3 separate regions of the Homo sapiens genome follow, and all the other regions are linked to region 3. Evidence: chromatin contacts called from ENCODE Hi-C or POLR2A ChIA-PET data. All regions are on one chromosome and are shown on one strand. Each heading gives the region's core, a stretch centred on a gene start or an enhancer-like site at or near the end of the contact. The rest is flanking DNA. Distances are from core to core; before and after follow the strand shown.

Region 1 (3,155 bases), core at 93-2,592, 4.8 Mb after region 3:
TCACCATCTCAAGAGCTTTGTACTTCCTGATGCTCTTATTCCCACCTAAGAGGCTTTACACTTCTCAGTATCTCTGCCCCTTAATGTTCATTCCACATCTTTGCAAGACTGACTCCTTCTCACCATTCATGTTTCTGCTGCAACATTACCTTCTAAAAGCCTTCCATGACCACTCTATCTAAAATCTCACCAATACAACACACGTAGACACCATTTCCGTTAATTTTCTTCATAGCACTTACTAGTACCAGAAATTACCCTAACTTGTAAATTTGTATATTGTCTGTCTCACCTAGTAGCAAACTGAATGAAGGCAGCAACTTTAATCTATTTTGTTCATGTTTCAAGTCTCAATTTCCAAACCAGTGCCTGGCACATAGTAGGTGTTTAACAAACACTTCACGAATAAACAAATTAATTAACAAACATTTGTCAGAGATGTTCTAGAAGGGATATATGTCTTTAAGGGCAGGAAGGTGGACTATCTGGTACCTAAAATGCATTCTACATCTAAGTGACATTCTACATCTTAAGAACCTATGGTCTGTTTGGGAAGTAAGAAATCCATACAGTAATGGCAGGTGAGCAACCACTTAACCAAAAATGGACGCAGCTAGGAAAGTGTCGACAACAGAATAATTTGTAAAGGGATAGTCAGATCTAGAGGAATAGAGGCACGCTTCCTAAGAAAGTGACCATCGTACAAAGCCAGAAGAGACTGGGAAACCTAACTAGGGAGACTATTCTCTGGTGAAAGGTAAGCAAGTTTGCAGGAGGATTTGCTCTTGCAATTCTGAGGGCTACACAAAAGCAGACTCGGTAATTATGCCTGCTCAAATGATGCCTAAACGTGTGTCCTGAAGAACCAGGGTCCCCAAGGGGGTAAATCCCGTGTCTACCGCAAGGCCAGAAGGTGCCCAGTAAATTACACTCCTCCTAGGTCCCACTTACTGCTTCCCTTTAGAACGCTGCTTCACTCTACACCTTCCTGGCTGACTCCCACAAACATTCTCTGGGCGATTTCTGAACCACGTGGAGTCGAGGAATGACAGTGGGAGAAAGTGGTTAAAGTGCTGTCTCCATGGAGACCTTAGCGACCGGAAATCAGTTTCACAGCCGCCGAATCCTGGCGATACCAAAGGATGGGAATTGGTGTGGCTCGCCAGGCAGCCCTAGCAAAACTGGCCGAGCCGAGCTACCGCGGGTCTGGCAGGCAGGACACCTGGGAGCCAAACCTCGTGCACGTCGGCGTCTGAGAAGAGTCGCAGGCGCCTGGTCCAGTCCCGGAAGCAGGTCTCCTTCTACGGCGTCTCCGAGGCTCGCAGCGCGGTCCACGGTCGACTACCGGGTCAGGGCAAAGGGAGGGAGAGAGGGGTAACCTGGAGGAGTCATCGCGAGAATTGACCAAACGCAGCTCCTCCAATCAGGAGTTCGAGGAGGTCGTGACGTCACCGGGGTGGCCGGTAGCAATCCGGTTTAGTTAACCAGCCACTGTACCGTCAGCGCCGCGCGTTCCTCATGGCGTTAGGGCTGACGGGCCTTGTTGCTGAGGGGCCTTCATTCAACGGTCTCTTGTTGAATGAAAAGACCTCATTCTCTTCACATGCTTGGACGCCTGGGAAGCGCTTTTCTCCCAATCCAGACCTTCCACCTTTCTCCCACTCTGTTGGCCCAGTGCAGAGTCTAGGAGAAAACTACGTCTGGGACTCGGGAACGAGTCCAGGGAGTTTAGAGCCTGCGAGATGGGGCAGGGGTTTGGGCGGCGACTGAACGGAAGCCACGAGAAGGATTCGGACTAAAATGAGTAGTGCTGAACCAACGTGTGCCAAAGCGCATATATTCATTCAATAGATAATGAACTCTACTGTCAGAGCGTCGCCAAGCGCTAGCCTTGAAAGCTATCCCCTACTGAGGATACATGTATTACGCAGCACATACAAATTGTCAGATGGTTCAGTCCTTGAAAAATAAATACAATAACGGGGTGTCACTGGGAGCTGCGACAGTGGGCAAGATCAGGAAAGACCTGATGCTATTATCAGGAGTATTAATTTGGAAAATAGAGACATTTCAGTTCTCTAAACGTTAATGACTTAAGTTTTTAATAATTATTTTCTGAATTTTTTATATCAGCTTGCCTTGGTTTTCTTTATAGCTTTACCACATAATGTATGTATCACTATCTTGTTTCGTTCAATTTTGAAGCTTTTGGAATTGCGTATGTATTCTCCAGCAATTTGCTTCTTTCAGCATTGCTTTTCATATTCACCTACAGGTGGCTGTAGTGCTCTTCGCCCAGGCTGGAGTGCAGTGGCGCGATCTCGGCTCACTGCAAACTCTGCCTCCCGGGTTCAAGTGATTCTCCTGCCTCAGCCTCCTAAGTAACCGGGATTACAGGCGCGCGCCACCACGCTCAGCTAATTTTTGTATTTTTTAGTGGAGACGGGGTTTCACCATGTTGCTCATGCTGGTCTTGAACTCCTGACCTCGTGATTCGCCCGCCTCGGTCTCCAAAAGTGCTGGGATTACAGGCGTGAGCCATGGCGCCCGGACCGTAATTTTCCATTGTTTAATATACTTCATTATGTATCCATCCTGCTGCCTCTTAACATGTGCATTATTTCCAGTTTTTGTTCTAAACATTGCTGCTGTGAACTATGTTGTGCATGTCAGCTGGTGAGTGTGTGCAGACGGTTCTCCACCATAATTTTTTCTGGTATTTTTGACCCTGACATAGTAAGAAATACATTGCAGACTTTGAAACTGTGGACGTAGAAGTACTCACACATAACTGAAGTAAAAATTTCTTGAAATGCTACTTTACAGGAGCTGTGAGATTTTATTTCCTTTTTTTCTAAATTATGGTAAAATACACAGCAAAATTTACCATTTTAACCATTTTTAAGTTTTATGTTTTTTAAAATATGTATATTGTTTCAGACCTACTAATTATATAACTCAGTGGGTCCGAACCCCTTTTTTGTTGGCAGACACTGCAACTCTTCACCCTGCACAGCGAGAGGTGGGCTAGGGAGCAAACATAATAAACATATGTTGAAAGGTGAAGCTACTGTTAAAACTTCAGACAAATTAAACTTAACAGGGTTTAATTGAGCAAGGGGAAAAATGATTCTCAAATCGGGCAGTCTCCAGAA
Region 2 (3,284 bases), core at 107-2,606, 3.4 Mb after region 3:
TGCAGGGCCGCTCTGCAGGTGGGTGACTCAGGCCCCTCTTGAACCCTTAGGCCTGAGGCAGAGACTGGGCAGGAGGCTGGGCGTGGCCGGGGAGCCCCTTCACGTGCTCCCCTTCTCGAGGGTTCACGGGGCTCTGGAGGCCCAGATGCTGGCAAAGTGGCGGGAGCGCTCCAGGGACGAGGACTCAGGTCGGGGCGCCCCCGCCAGCGCCAGGATCCCCGCTCACCCTCCGCCGCGCCCCGCCCCCGCCCCGACACACTGGGGGAGCCCCGCCCTCCCCGAGGCCCGCGCGGCGCCGCAGGAGGAATCCCAGCCATTTCCTCCACGCTGCGCGGTATGTGGCCTGCCCGCCGCCAACCGCAGCGCGAGCCGGTCCCCAGCCGCGCCTGGCAGCTGCCCCGGCTCCGCCGTGCTGCTCGGGATTCCGGGAAGGCCGCCCCCTCGTCCCGGGCCACCAGACCGGCCTTTCCAGCGGCTCCAGGCCCGTGCAGTCCCGCCGGACGCCGGCTACACCACGCGCCGCTGCTGGAACCTCTCCCAGCCCCGCGTGGCCGCCCCCGGCCCAGGCACCCCCTCCCCGGAACGCCCCCGACGGCCCCTCGCGTCCGAGCTGGAAACTGAAGTTGACGCTTGCTCCGTCACCCTGGGGCAAATTGCTTTGCCTAAGCCTCAGTTTCTCCATCTGTGAAATGGGGACGTTGGCAGGAGTGCCTGTCTCGTTGTGCTGCCCGAGGGGTGAATGAGAAAAGGAAAGCGTTGGACTACTGTCAACGCGATTTTCATTTCCCTAGGTACCACGAGGGTCCTGGCTTTTCGCACAGGATCTTAGCACCCACCCTGCCCCTCGCCTCTCCTCCAGCCCAGTTGCCGGTGGAGCAAGCAGGCCGGGCTTTGCGAGTGGGCAGAGGAGAGGGCTGGGGCCTGCCCAAGACTGCGCCCTGCACAGATTAAACAATGCCTGAAGGTCCCACGACACAGCCTTCCTCGAGATTCACCGTTGCCCTCTCCTCAATCACTAGGTTCTTGAAAGACCCAAAGGACAGTTATTTACATTTTTTTTAAATGATGTCATCGCAGTCTGAGAGCAGCCAGACACGTAGTGATCAGGGAAAGTCGAAAGTGCAGATGGGTTCGCAAACGTGGACTCTCTAGTTTTGGGTCTGCAGATGGGGCCGGCCACCACGTGCTCTCTGAGTTCTCTTTCCAAGTACAGATCCCTCCGGAGACGGAACATTGTTCCGCCTTTAATTCTTCCCAGGAGCTGCGGAGGAAGGCGTGAGAACCGGAGCCCGGGGTGACTTGCGGGGGAGGGGATCGCTTCCCCGTCGCCCACACCTGCCTAACCCACGCCCACGGCGGCCGCAAAGGCGACACCGCGTGAATCTGGAAAGCCCCGAGTTTCAACAGGCCCAACCATCGGCGGCTTTGCAGGCGCAGCACCAAGTGCTGCTCTGCCTGTGTTCCCCCAGACAGCCCCTGGTTGTGATTTGTCGTTTCCAGTCCAGCTAGAGTCCCAAGGCCAAGAACTAGACCCTTGCAGCGAGATCCGCGCCCCCCCCCACCCCACCCCGCCTCATTCTCCACAGGCGCCACAGCCACAGGCCGCATAAATAAATCCAGGTGGAGGCAGACCCAGAAACCCAGGTGCTATAAATATCCCAGCCCAGCCGGGAGACTGACCTCCCAGGCAGCCCCTCGCCCCCACCCGCCCTAGACCAGCACTTCCGGCCACCACAGCGCTGAGGGCGGATCTCCCCGCGGTGGGAGGAGCGGGCTCCACCAGGATGCAGGCCTGGCTTCCCTTTCTTTCTTCTCCTGGGAGCCTCTGGCGGCCCAACCTGAGGGCTTGCCCTCTTCTCTGGAACCACCTCCCTAACTCTCAATCGCATACCTCTCCCTCCCTCCCCCTGGTATTTTTAGAGAGGCCTTCTCTCAGGGACCCCATACTGCGACCAGACTTCAAGAAATGCTGACTTCTCTTTCTAGATGAATAAGCATAGTTGGAAGGCAACAACCTCAATCAGAGTTTACAATCTAAAATTTGATTCTAAACTTTTTCTTTTTGAAACAGTCTTGCTCTGTCACCCAGGCTGGAGTGCAGTGGCGTGATCATGGCTCACTGCAGCTTTGACCTCCCAGGTTCAAGCGATCCTCCCATCTCAGCCTCCCTAGTAGTTGGGACTACAGGCGCTGTGCCACCATGCCCGCCTGGCTAATTTTGTGTTTGTTTGTTTGTTTGTTTTTGTTTTTGTTTTTTTTTTTGAGACGGGGTTTCACTATGTTGCCCAGGCTGGTCTCGAACTCCTGGGCTCAAGCGATCTGCCCACCTCAGCCTCCAAACATGCTGGGATTACAGGTTTGAGCCACTCTGTCCAGCCCTTGATTCTACATTTTTAATAGCATTTTTTATGTGATTAAAACACAGGCTGGAGGCAGAGTAGACCTAAAAGAGGGGAAAGAAGAAGCTGAAGGCATATGCAAAGAAGAGATAGAGCCACACTAGAAAAGAAAGCTGCTCTACCAGAAGGCTGGTACCTAGGAACTCAGTGGGACTTTCTGAGCCCAGTCTCCTGGGTCTGGGACTTGGTGTGGTGCAGTTCAATAAATCCCTATTGTGGGGGGGGGGCGGGGTAGAAAAGATGTGAGATACCTTTCCTCACCCTTCATAAGGGTCATTGCTATAGCAAAAGACTGATTAACAAGAGAAAAGCATAGCAAATTTACCGAATCAAAGTTTTATGGGACACAGGAGCCTTCAGAAATGAAAACCCAGTGACCCAGGGAAAACTGTCTATTTTTATGCCTAGGTAGAAATACACACTGTCCATTCTTCGTTGAACCTAAGCATAAAAATAGACAAAAGGATGCGATCTAATGGTAACAGACTGAGGGGAGAAACCCAGCAAGGCCTGTCTGTTCAGATTCTTCTTGGCCTCTCTGAGCAGCATTCCTTCCTCCTGGGTGTGGGGCAGGGGCTTTCTGGAGCACGGGTCTTATAACTCACAGTCAGAGGTAGATCAGAGAATCTCTTCATGGCCAGTGCCTACACAGAAAGGCAGGGGGAACTTAGAGTAACAGTTCTAGATTTTATGGCTTGCTTTGGGGGAAAGGGATTCTAGTTATTATGACCTGCCATAGGGAAGAGGAATTCTAGTTTCTATGAATTCAGGGAGAAGAAGGGGTGGGAAATAGGGCAAGAGAAGTTCAGAGAGAGATTTTACTTCTGAGACTGCTTCTAAGGCCTTCCAATCTCCTTTAGTTCAAAGTACTCAGCACGCCAAGGC
Region 3 (3,410 bases), core at 747-3,246:
GTTGATTATTAATATAGTAACATTTTTTTAATTAAACAAAAATTGTAAAATACACCTGTACAATTAACATTCAAGTTTATAGAAAAACACTAGTTTCTGCCTTGCTAATAAAAGAATTACTTGATTAACTAGAATACCAACCATTCCTTTATTAAAATAAATACCTGCTTCTTCTTCGCCGGCTGTAACGATGACAATCATAAGCATAATGTCCCTTTTCGCCACACTCATAGCATCTATCATTTGGATCAAAGGGACGTCGGGCAGGTGGTCTATCAAAACGTGATCTCCGAGGCATGCCTGTCGATAGTTCAACCCTCACTCGGGAGCCACAAATCACCCTAATAAAAGCAAATTAACAAAATTCTAAAGTTAAAAATATATTCAGGACTTATAGATTTAAAAAGAACTCTTTCCAACCACTCACTCTTTCCAACCACTCCTTCCCCCCCAACAAACTTTGGCGGTCTTTACCAAGCCCTAACTCCATCTCCGCTATCTTCTTTAACCTTCGTGTGCCTTTAGCATTTAACACTATGACCAGCTATTTAAGGTCTCTTCCAGACTTCAGAATCCAAATTTAGCACTAAGTTCATTATCTAGCCACAGTATATTTTAATGAACAGAAGATTCATAACATCTTACTTACTTTCCATCCAGTCCTCGTACTGCATCTTCTGCATCTCTAGGATCTTCGAATTCCACAAAGGCAAATCCTGGAGGATTTCTCGCAATCCATACAGTTCTTAAAGGACCATAATAACTGAAAGCCCTTTCTAACTCTCCTTTGCCAGCGCCAGTTCCCAGGTTACCAACATACACCTTGGTTTCTGTTTAAAAACGCAAATAGAAGAATGCACGTTACGCAAAATCTGGCCCAAGTTTCAATTACTTATTTGCCTTAAAACGGGCCATCCTCAAGATTGGGTAAAGCACATTTAATGCCCTCTATCCAAGACAAAACTTAGTCGTAAAACTGGTGAAAGTCCGCAAATCCCTGAGAAACTAGACTTTTGACAAAATTCTTAACGTTCTAAATAATGCGGGGTGACCCTCCCGAACACAAGCAGAAACGCGTGGTAGGATACACCGAGGCGTGGGGCGGAACCTGGCCCGGCCCCACCCATGAGTCCCGGCAGCCCCGGGCGCACCGGGAGCGCGCGGGCCCGCAGCGGCAGCGGCGTCGGCGGCGGGAGGGCCTCGGTAGGGGCCGGGCCAGGAGAGCAGGGCTGCGCCGGCTCTCGTCCTCCGCGGCAAACGTCCCAGGCACAGGCTCGCCCAAGACTCCAGCTCCCCGCCCCAGAGCCATAAACCGCGCTGGAAATAACTAAAAAAAACCCAGCCGCCAGTCGCAGATTACGTCCCCATTCCCATTCCGCAATTTAACCGATTGTTTGACGAGAACATGCAGCTCACAGCTGCCAATTTCGTTCTATCTCAAACACAACCACGATCTTACAGCTGCGGCCAGATCTGTCCGCTGAAGTGGCGGGAAAGCGCTGAGGAAATGCGCCACCACGGTCCTCAATGTGCGCAAAATGGCAGCCGCCGCCGAGGGCGGGGGGGGAGGGGGGCCGGCGGGCAGCTCCGAGAAAGGCAACGCGAAAACCGTCATCTCAACCCTGCTTTAGGCTGGATTGGGCCACAAAAATGCCCAAGAGTACGGAACTCGGCAGAGATGTACACCCGCCATCCCGTCTCCCTTCAGCACCCCGCCTCCGCTGCCTCCGGCTTCGTCTGGCGTGCTCCTAAGCCGCCATTACGCACGCGGAATAACCGTCTCCCAACCTCCGCGACAACCCTACGGCCTCGCAGTGCTCACTACACCCACACCAACGTCCCTCACCGGACTCCAGCTTCTTACCTCCTCCGTACCGCCCGTAACGCGACATGATGACAGACCCGCGTGCTCGGCTCTTTAGCAAGCAGCGCCCAGGGCTCGAGTGACGCAAAAGCTGACACACACCTTCACCCGCCAAGAGTCCCGGCGGCACTACGAGGAAGAGCCCGGGTTCGCGTTTATATATGCGGCCGCTGCGCTTTGCGCATGCGTCATCTCGTTGTTCTGCGCGGCACAAAGGAGCTGGGCGGAAACAGCCAAGAAACGACGCGGAAGGAACTGAAGAGACTAACACGCGGGTCATGGGCGGAGGGATACGTTTCTATGGGAACGCCACGATCTCTCCAGTAAACCTGAGGCCTTCCCCATGCTGTCCCGCCCCCTCCTCTCCCCGTTTTCTACACCCTCCTTGTCTTCTTTCCCGTCTCCCTACCCTCTGCCTCCTTTCGTTTTTCCCCAGGCTAGGGACCCTCAGCCTTAACAATCTTAGTACGGATGCATTAGACCGGCCTATGAAAGGCTGTACAATTTAACCGCTGATGTTGCAGCCGTCGCGCCCTTCTGCTGGGGGACCTGGCCTAGTCAGCTACTCTGATCTTTGGGGCTCATCAGAGGTAATCGAAGGTTTGGCCATGGTGAAAAGTCCATGAACCCCGCCATTCTGAGTAGTGGTTTTTACACCATAGACCTTGACGCACCCTGGGACTGGTGGTAAAGCCTCCTGTCCTACACGCCCCCTCCAACTTCTTTTGAACCAGTCACCAGTTTGCACCACCACGGTCTGAGTTCTTGGAGTCTGAAAGACAAAGGAATAGAGCTGTGGGGTCCCGCTCCCCCCTCCCCCCTTTATATTGAAATTGTGACAAAACCCTGAATGTTTAAAGCATTTTGGCCAGTGACAATTTGGAAATTATTTGCATCTGAAGCTCAAAGTAACTGATTTGCTTTTCCTAATGCTTTCTGCTTTGTAACACGTGTGATCCACCAATACTCCGATCCTGAGGACTGGGACTCCTAAGTCATCTTTGTGTATCTCCACTCAGTGGAAATAGCAGCCTTGCTGCTCAGCCACTCAACAGTACCAAATAAATGCAAAACTTCTTTACATTAGAATTGCTCTAGACACCAACTACAAATAGAGAAAAAGTTCTTTTTTGCTAGAAACATAGACATTACATCGTAAATTCTTGGAATACACAAAAGTTGGAAATGTACATAAAAAAAGACATTTAGGTATTTGCATTTTTATCTTTTTCGTCTTTTGCAACTTCATTTGGTGAGTATAGGTGTGGAATGGAGAGTACAGGGAAAGCAGGCCTAGTTGGTGAATAAAGCATGGATTCTTTCCAGGTCATGCTATGATTTTATGCATATTTTTTACGTTGATTAAGTTATGGAGAGAATTAATCTCTCTCAGGAAGATCTCTAAGAAGAAAATAGAAGCTCTGTAGAGTATATGTGTTCTCCCTTAGTCTTGGTGATTTTTTTCTTAACAAGGTTCTTCTCAAAAGAAACAATAATTATAAAGATCTATAGGTTCTTCTCAAAAGAATTAAACAATAATTATAAA

Evidence for each region. A loop is a pair of places that touch in the nucleus more often than their neighbours do. ChIA-PET counts read pairs that join two places held with the same protein, here RNA polymerase II (POLR2A). Pooled maps may share reads with other maps.
Region 1: a map of B cell shows a loop between it and region 3 (33-fold over the local background). The contact joins the promoter of THADA here to the promoter of SRSF7 in region 3. A Hi-C loop is called at or near these places in 1 of 168 maps with a recorded cell type or tissue (B cell) and 6 of 50 pooled maps. POLR2A ChIA-PET finds 5 or more read pairs at or near these places in 1 of 52 experiments (T-cell).
Region 2: a loop to region 3 is called in a pooled map, with 8 times the contacts of the local background. The contact joins the enhancer-like site here to the promoter of SRSF7 in region 3. A Hi-C loop is called at or near these places in 6 of 50 pooled maps. POLR2A ChIA-PET finds 5 or more read pairs at or near these places in 2 of 52 experiments (CD4-positive, alpha-beta T cell and activated B cell).

The regions. Positions count from the first base shown.
Region 1 is chr2:43,594,696-43,597,850 of GRCh38, forward strand. It overlaps THADA (THADA armadillo repeat containing), which reads right to left and starts at 1,343. Exons shown (of 38, transcript NM_022065.5): 1 at 1,236-1,343.
Region 2 is chr2:42,101,080-42,104,363 of GRCh38, forward strand. No RefSeq gene overlaps it. Among named protein-coding and RNA genes, the nearest start is that of PKDCC, 55 kb to the left of the region's middle. RefSeq lists enhancers at 1-5, 224-1,051, 976-1,495 and a silencer at 186-565. Within about 2 kb of position 1,357, at least 34 of the 41 ENCODE cell types and tissues checked have a DNase peak (open chromatin) inside an H3K27ac peak, as active enhancers do; they include CD4-positive, alpha-beta T cell, where a contact is called at or near this core.
Region 3 is chr2:38,749,365-38,752,774 of GRCh38, forward strand. SRSF7 (serine and arginine rich splicing factor 7) reads right to left here and starts at 1,997. Exons shown (of 8, transcript NM_001031684.3): 1 at 1,865-1,997; 2 at 650-830; 3 at 165-341. The coding sequence starts at 1,892. RefSeq lists silencers at 1,082-1,271, 1,482-1,581 and an enhancer at 2,442-2,501.